2 separate regions of the Homo sapiens genome follow, and region 2 is linked to region 1. A link is a loop called in an ENCODE intact Hi-C map of the cell type or tissue named here. Cell type or tissue: heart right ventricle. All regions are shown on one strand. Each heading gives the region's core, and the rest is flanking DNA. Links, peaks and the distances in the headings are about the cores only.

Evidence for each region. Peaks named below come from ENCODE experiments on the same cell type or tissue, not always from the same donor. Only the 100,000 strongest peaks of a DNase experiment are listed, where the experiment ranks them.
Region 2: it touches region 1 in a loop (3-fold over the local background); 1 of 110 quality-filtered maps calls a loop at or near these places.

The regions. Positions count from the first base shown.
Region 1 is chr7:38,367,803-38,372,197 of GRCh38, reverse strand. All of the region lies in intron 3 of TRG-AS1 (T cell receptor gamma locus antisense RNA 1), which reads right to left. It also overlaps TRG and the pseudogene TRGV1. Among named protein-coding and RNA genes, the nearest start is that of TRG-AS1, 29 kb to the right of the region's middle. RefSeq lists enhancers at 1,994-2,043, 4,028-4,117. In heart right ventricle, for the core only: CTCF peaks have their summits at 2,142 (motif pointing right) and 3,863 (motif pointing right); DNase peaks (open chromatin) are centred at 2,157 and 3,867; H3K4me3 peaks cover 381 bases; H3K27ac peaks cover 2,138 bases.
Region 2 is chr7:38,132,452-38,136,846 of GRCh38, reverse strand. No RefSeq gene overlaps it. Among named protein-coding and RNA genes, the nearest start is that of STARD3NL, 44 kb to the left of the region's middle. In heart right ventricle, for the core only: no CTCF peak of the experiment used is centred there; no DNase peak of the experiment used is centred there.

The DNA.
Region 1 (4,395 bases), core at 114-4,113:
CTCAGGACCCCAGAAGACTGGCAAGGAGGACTTGATAGAGACAAAAGGAGAGACACAAGAGGGGACAGAGTGTTCATATGAAGAGGGAGAGGGCATGATATAGAGACAGTGACGGCAACAGAAAGTAGAAAGTTGAAGAGGGACAGAGAGCAGAGTGGAAGTGAGAAGGAAAGAAAATGACTAGGACAGTGGCCATACAAGCAAAAAGAGCAAGAGACAGAGACACGTGGAGAGGTATAGTTCTCTATCATGGCGGGGGAGAGAGAGAGAAAACAGAGAAAGAAATACAAAACACAGAGAGAGGGTGAGAGACAAAGGGACAGAGAGACAGCGAGAGAGGGAGGGAAGATGGAGAGAGAGAAAACAACAGAGAAGAGAGAGAAACTGTGATATAAATATAGCGACAGGGACAGGGACAGTGATGGAGAGAGACAGAGAAATAGGGAAAGATACAAGAAGAGAGAACTGGAGTTAGGGGGAGAGATAGGGAGAGAGAGAGAACGATAGACCTGTGGAGACAGAAGCATACACGTGGACACACAGAGTGCGGCAGTGTTAGGAAGATAGAGATAAATATACAGAAATAATGGTAAATATTGAGATAGAAAAATATATATAAAGAGAAAAAACAAAGAAATATGCATATTTATATATTGTAAAAATATACATAAATGTATTTATACATGTATAATATGTTATATATAAAATATTATATATATTTCTATACAAAAAATTAGCCGGGTGTGGTGGCGGGCACCTGTAATCCCTGCTACTCGGGAGGCTGAGGTAGGAGAATGGCATGAACCAGGGAGGTGGAGCTTGCAGTGAGCCAAGATCGCGTCACTGCACTCCAGCCTGGGCGACAGAGCGAGATTCCGTCTCAAAAAAAAAAAATTATATGTATTTCTAGCTTTCCTTTTCTCTTCATATATTCTATCTGTCTGTCTGTCTATCCATACTATTGCCACAATAACGCCATGTAGCAAATATCCCAAACTCAGTGGCTTAGCACAATAATCATCTACAAATTCTTACAAATGCGTAGGTTTGCTAGACTGTTCTGCTGATCTAAACCAAGCTCATCTGATCTTGGCTGGGCTTGGCCACATGTCAGGCAGCTGCTGGGTTAGCTGGGAGGGGGACTGCCTGGTCAAAGTGCCTGGGTCTGAATAAATCAGCTCCACTACACACAGGGTTTCATCCTCCAACAGGCTAGCCTGGATTTGTTCTAATGACAATGACAGAAAGCAAAGAGCTAGCAGAAGCACATCAGGCCACTTGAAGCCTCAATTCAGAACTGGAGCCCTATGAGTTCTTCTTGTATTTAAAAAAAAAAAAAGGCGGGGGGCATAAACGGCGCCTCTTAATCGAAGGAGCTTTGACTTATCAAGAATGAGTTCCACTTCTGGAAAATTTGCAGTGAGCCCACACTGCCTTGTCTGGCTCACAAATGCAACTATGAACCCTGAATCTGAGGACTTTGAAAAATAAATGATAGCAAGTCAACTGGAGAAGGAAATCGGAAAGTGAAGCACTATGAATTCCCAGTAAGTTTCTTATTTATTTTTCCTCAATTATCCCCTGGCCTGTACTCAGATAATCAGAGTATATGTACAAAGATAATCTGAAATGCAGAACTGTACACCAGGTGAGGACAGAGAGAAAGGGGGACTCTCTGTGGTCAGAGAGCCCTGGTTTTCTGTTTTTTGTCCTTTTCCATTCTCTCGCAGCCCCCAGGCAATCTGAGTGGCAGTGGCAGCAGCTATGGTGAGCCAGGAGCCTAAAGCTCTTAGGAAAGGGATCCTTCTCTCTGACCAGGGAAGCTGTGGCCCTGAGAGAGAATCCTGGTGGTTTTTGTTCTCTATCCTCTCACCACTTGGCCCTGGAGGGAGACACAATGGTGGGAAATGCAGTGTGCTAAAGCCACACCTGTCTGGCCAGACGACTGGAGGGGCATTTCCTGTGAACTAGAAAGTATTGCAGAGCTTGCAGAGAGAAAGAAGATTAAGCAAGAAACATCATGCAATGATGTCTGGACTCCTGGGCTCACCCACTAGCTGTGCATGCATAAACGTGACCCTAAACAGCTCCAAAGCCAAAGGCCTTGCAAACCGAAGCAGGAGTAGGCACTGCCCAGGTCCTAGAATGGCCACTGGGTGGCGCACACACAGGACAGGTCTGACAAGACAAGTACTGCAAAGGCTGGAAAACGGAACTGACTGGAACTGCCCACCAAACACCAGTAGGAAGTTGTAATCCCTAACTGCGTCAGTTGCCTGCTAACAAAAAAACCCCCTCCACATTCTGTGTAATATTTAAACAATGCCCAGAGCTCTATAACATGATATTCAAAGTGTACAGGATTTAATCCGAAATTACTCCGCATGTGGAGGACGAGGAAAATCTTAGCATCTCCAAACGGAAAAGCCAAACAACAGATGCTAATCCTGACACGACACAGGTGTTGGAATAACAAAGACTTTAAAGGAGCTATAGTGACCACAGGAAGAAATGGAAAGAGAGGAGGAGAGAAGGAGGTAGAAAGTAAATAGATAGGAGAGATACAAATAGAGAAATAGAAAAAGAGATGAATAGAGATAGGCAGATAGAGAGACAGAAACATAAAGATATGAACAGAGTAAGAAACAGGAGCACTAAAGCAAAATAGAGGAGACTGAGAGCTGTAAGAGGGAGCTATAGAAGGAAAAATGTAAAGGGAGGAACAAAAACGGGACAGAGAAAAAAGAAATATGGACATAAAGACGGAGATGGAAGGACATAGTGATAGAAAGCAATGCAGGAGATAGAGAAATAGAATAGTAGAGAGAGAAATAGAGCCAGGGCACGTGAAAGCTATAAAGCAATTCATGGTAGTTGTCTAAATTCAACATATCATTACGGTTGCATAATGCTAATATTCTCATTTTAACATTTCTCCTAAATTTATTGGTTGTAATACTTCCACAAAAGAACTTTCATTCGGCCAGGCACAGTGGCTCACACCTGTAATCCCAGCACATTGGGAGGCCGAGGTGGGTGGATCACTTGAGGTCAGGAGTTCAAGACCAGCCTGGCCCACATGGTGAAACCCCATCTCTATGAAAAATATAAAAATTAGCTAGGTGTGGTGGCGCGTGCCTGTAATCCCAGCTACTTGGGAGGCTGAGGCAGGAGAATTGCTTGAACCCCGGAGGTGGAGATTGCAGTGAGCTGAGATTGTGCCACTGCACTCCAGTCTGAGACACAGAGCGAGACTCTATCTATCTAAAGAAAAAAAAAAAGAACTTTCATTCTTAAGCTCTGTGGTATTCTAAAATGTTTGTACAGAAATGGCAAGGTAAATGCTTGATTATTTTCTTTTCTGTTTTCAGAATGAGATGGTGTCTTAGCAACCTCCAGAGGAGACTTTATTTTGCTATATTATGTTTTTCAAGAATTTGTGTAGGTGTTATTCTTTTGGTGCTTAAAATGTCCTACCGATGGTTAGTGAGAGCCACTGCCGTTGTTTTTATTTGAGTAGAGTCCAAGGCAAACCAACATGCCTGACCCTCAGTCCTGTTAATAAAGCAGGCTCAAGCCTTCTCAGAATGGCCCTGGGTGGACTTGCAAATGTGGACTTGCAAATGTGAAAAGGAAGGTGGTTCAGGGCCCTAATCAGAAGCTTCCTGGCAGGACCAGGTTCTGGCAGCTGCGTTGGCTGCTGAAACTCTGAAGTGCAGGATGTGAGCCTGCTGTGGGACTGCCCTCTCCCAAGGGCCATGACCAGCTAGCGCCAGGGTCAGCTTCCCCCACATCTGCACTCCCTCTGCTGTGGGCCTGAGCAATCCATGCCCCTGGCTCTCTCCTGAAGAGGGCCTGCTCTCAGCTGCCACAAGAGGGCGATGGAGAACGGGCCTGAGCAGAGAGGCAGGAGCTCCTCTGCAGGTCCTCCCAGGAACCACCGCTTCTGGGAGGAAGGCTTGGGAGTCCCCTAAGACACATCCTCAGTCACTTCTCCCTGCCTGTGACTCAGGAAGACCAGCTCCTCTTACTGTCTTCTGTGCTAGGGATCACTTCCTTGTTGAGTGGGGCCTGAGTTTTAAGAGGATCTTCTGCTCCTCTTCATCTGGTCCCTTTCCTTCCAAGGCCCCAGAGAGGAAGGCATGCGGTGGGCCCTAGCGGTGCTTCTAGCTTTCCTGTCTCCTGGTGAGTGCGCTGCCTACAGAGAGGATCACGGGTTTTGTTTTGTTTTGTTATTTTCTTCTTTTGCAAGGAGCGACATACTAAGAAATGCCTCATTATATTTTGTGTTGTTCCCATTGCAGCCAGTCAGATATCTTCCAACTTGGAAGGGAGAACGAAGTCAGTCACCAGGCTGACTGGGTCATCTGCTGAAATCACCTGTGATCTTCCTGG
Region 2 (4,395 bases), core at 75-4,074, 240 kb after region 1:
TGTGTTATTTAGTTTCCAAGGCTTTGGAGATTTTCCTATTATCTTTCTGTTATTAATTTCTAGTTTTATTTTTAACGTGGTCAGAGAAAACACTCTGTATGATCTTAATTCTTTTAAATTTATTGAGGTTCGTCTTATAGTCTGGAATATAGTCTATTTTGATAAATGTGCCTTCTGCACTTGAATAGAATGTGTATGCTAATGTTGTTGGGTGCAATTTTCTATAAATGTTGATTACATACTTTTGGATGATGGTGTTATTCTATATCCCTGCTAGCTTCATTTATTTATTTACTTTTCAATTTTTAAGAGATGAGTGCTGAAGTTTCAAATAATTATTGTGGAGTCATCTATTTCTCATTTCAGCGCTATCAGTTTTTTTTCTGTTTGCTTGTTTATTTGTTTTGATGTACCTACATTTAGGATTGCTATGTCTTCTTGGTGGACTGACCCTTCTATCATTTTGAAATGTTCTTCTCTGTCTCTGGCAATTTTCTTTGCTTTGAAGTCTACTTTATCTAACATTAATACAGCTAACTCTGCTTTTTCTTTAATTAACATTTGCACAACATCTTTTTCTGTGCTTTTACTTTCAGCATGCCTATATTCTTACACTTGAAATGAATTTCTTGTAGACAGCAAACAGTTGGGACATGTTTTTCAGTCCACCCTGCCAACCTCCATTTTTCAATTGACATATTTGGATCATTTGCATTTAATGTAATTATTGGTGTATGAGAGCTTCAGTGTGACATTTTATATTTTTTTGGTTTTTTTTTGTTCTTTTTGTTTAGTATTTCTTGTTTTCTTTTTTTTCTGACTTCTTGTGGGTTACTTGAAAATTTTTAAGAATTTAATTTTTATTTATTTCTATGGTCTGAATGTTTATGTCCCTTGGCCAAATTCATGTATTGAAATCCTCACTTGAAGACAATGGCATTAGGGAGTGACATCTTTGGGAGATAACTAAGTCATAAGTCTGGAGCCCTCATGAATAGTACTAGTGTTCTTCTAAAAGAGATTCAAGAGATACCCTCTGTTCCTTCCTTGCTGAGAAGTTATGAGGAGGTTGGCCCTCACTACACACCAAATCTGCCAGTGACTTGATCTTGGACTTTCTAGTCTCCAGAACGGTAAGAAGTAAATTTCTATTGTTTATAAACCACTTAATCTATGGTATTTTGTATAGTATCACATATGGATTAAGACATTTATCTATATTGCTGTTTAGTATATCTCTTTGTACAGTTTTATAGTGGTTGATCCAAGTATTACATTTTATATGCATATCATAATCTATTGATGTCATTTTTAACCACATTGAGTGAAGTATAGAAGTCAATTCTCTTTACATATGTTTACCCTCCCTTATTTATCACAAAATTGCCTTAAATATTTCCTTTGCATACATTTAAAACCACATCAGTGTTATCATGCTTGATTCCACCATCAAACATTGTTAAGAAAACTTAATGTATTTATATTTTTACTTACTGTGGTCTTTCTTCTTTCCTGGTGTTTCAAAGTTACTCCTTCAAAGGATCCATGGGGCAGATCCTTTACAAATGCTTTGGTGCCTTCCCTTGGTGATGAATGGGTTCTCACTCCATGAGTTCATGTGAGAGAAGGGCTAGTGGGGAGTTAGGATAACTCGGCTGACAACAACATCTCTTAGCTTACCTTCATATGGCAATGTCTTAATTTTTGCTTCATTCCTGAAGGGGATATTGTCACTGGATGGAGATATCTAGGTTGAGAGCTCTTTTCTTTCAGCTCTTGAAAAATGTTGTGTCTCTTTCTCTTGGCCTCCATGGTTTCTGATGGAAATCTGCTGTCATTTGAATTGCTTTTTCTTTAGGTAAGTTGTCATTTATCTCTTACTGCTTTTAAGACTTTGTCTTTAATTTTCAGAAGTTTGACTACAGTATATCTTGGCATGAATTTCTTTTAGTTCATCCTCTGAGGTTCACTCAGCACTGGAATCTGTAGAGTTATAGTTTTGCCAAATTTTGAAAGTTTTCAGCGATTATTTCCTTTTTTAATGAAAAAAGTACTTGTTTTAAGTTAAAATTTTTTAAACTTTCTATTTGATTTTAATTGACACATAATAATTGTACATATTTATGTGATGCTTCCAGCTGTTGTTTCTTTGAGTACTTTTTCAGCTCTGCTTACTTCTTCTTTTCTTTCAGGACTCTAATCATAGCAACGTTTAAGACCTTTTATTATAATCCCATAGCTTCCTAAAGGCTCTGTTCTTTTTTCCGCCTCAGTCTCTTTTCTCTGTTGTTCAGAATGAATGGTTATTGAGCCCATTTATTGATTTTTTAAATTTTAGTTATTACGTTTTTCAGTTCTGAAATTTCCTTTTAGTTCTCATTTTTATCTTTCATTTCTTTCCATTTTTTAAATTTCAAATTTCATTTTATTTCAAATGTGCTAATAATTGCCTATTAAGGGATTTTTGTTTAAAATCTTTGTCAAATAACTGTAACATCTCTGTCATCTTGTGTGGCATCTATTGATTTTCTTTTTCACTCAGTTTGATATCTTCCTGGTTGTTGTGATTTTAAAAATCAGAACCTGGACATCTTGTGTATTATGTTCTGAGAATCTACATCTTATTTAAATCTTCTGTTTTAGCTGAGTAACTTAGCAGAATAAGGCAGGAAGGTGCTACCTCACTACTTCCAGATAGATGGTGGACGTCCAGGTTCTCCATTCACTCTCCTTTGACACCTGAGGGAATGACTCCTTATTACAGCTGGGTGGCTGGGGATGGGATTTCTGGCTCCTCACTAGGTTTCCATTAAAACCTTTATGGCTGGATGGAGTAGGAGTGCCTAATTTCTGCTATCATATGTCTTCCACTGACACCACAGGAGTGGTGGTAGAGGGTGGCTTCTCTACTGTTGGGTGATGGTGGCAGTCCTGACTCCCCACTAGCCCTTCTCTGACACTGCTGCAGCATAGAGTGGGAATGGCACTTTGTTAGTGCCTGCTGGGTGGGTGTCTGGGTTTCCCACATGGTTTCCACTGATACCTCAAGGAAGGGAGTCCCATGACCACTCTTCAGAAATGAAAATTTCAGCTCCCTTCTTGGCCTTCTCTGACAGCACCCCATGGAGTGTTAGGAATGCCTTGTGAGTGCCTGATGTGGGTGAAAATCTACACCCCTATCACTGCCTTTGCTGGTAATGTGATTTGGATGTGTATCTCCTCCAAATCTCATGTTAAAACGCAATCCCCAGTATTGAAGGTGGGGTCTAGTGGGAGGTGTTCAGGTCATGTAGGCAGATGGTTTGGTGCCTTCCCCTTGGTGATGAATGAGTTCTCACTCTATGAGTTCTTGTGAGAGCTAGTTGTTAAAAGGAGACTGACACCTCCTCCTCTCTGTTTTGCTCCCTCTCTCACCATGTGACATATCTACTGCCCCTTCACCCCTCCAATCATTGTAAGCTTCCTGCGGCCTCACCAGAAGCTGAGAAGATGATGGTGCCATGCTTCTTCAGCCTGCAGAACCATAAGCCAAATAAACCTCTTTTCTTTATAAATTACCCAGTCTCAGGTATTCTTGTATAGCAATGCAAACAGACTAATACAACTGGCAAAGGTGGGACCACAGTTGTTTTCTGTAGTATTTGGTTAAGGTAGAATGGTTATTGTCTAAGGTTTTCTGTCTAGGCTAAGTTGTCCCTAGTCCTCTGGCTAGAGAGAGCAGGTTTTGTTAGTACTTTTTCTCTTCACACTCCTTGGCATTTCTTCGTTGCCAATTTCTCCAGCTCAAAATCTCGGATATATGAAGCAAACGCAACCTGGGGAATGCACCACTTTGTTGTTGCTTGGGTCCCAAGGTCCCTAGCCATTTTATCTTCTCTCCACTGTCCAGATTCTTCCTATGTTTGCTTTATATATGATAACTAGGATTTTTAGCTGGACTGAGTAGGAAGAATAGGAAAAAGTATATCTATTCTATCTTCCCAGATGTAAAAATTGCTCATGATTTTAATGTTCTCTTCTAATTTTTATTTCCTCTATCTTTCATTCTTTTGTGCTATCTCCTTTTTTCTGGATTAGATTATCTAGTCATTTTCTATTGTTTGTTAAAACATAGCATATAGATTTATTATACCTGTTGTTTTCCTATTTTCTAATTTATGATTTTCCACTTTTGTATTTACATATCCTTCCAACTGCTTTGTTTTGGTTTGCTTTATTAGTCTTTCTTTCTCCAGCTTTTACAATTTAGAATTTAATTCATTTATTTTTATGCTTTAATTTTTATAATTGTAGCTTTTAATGGTAAATTTAATACAAATATTTAGCTTTCATTATTTTCTAATAAAGGCTGCAGTTTTTCAGTTACTGTTCCTCTTCAGGAATAAGCCATACCAT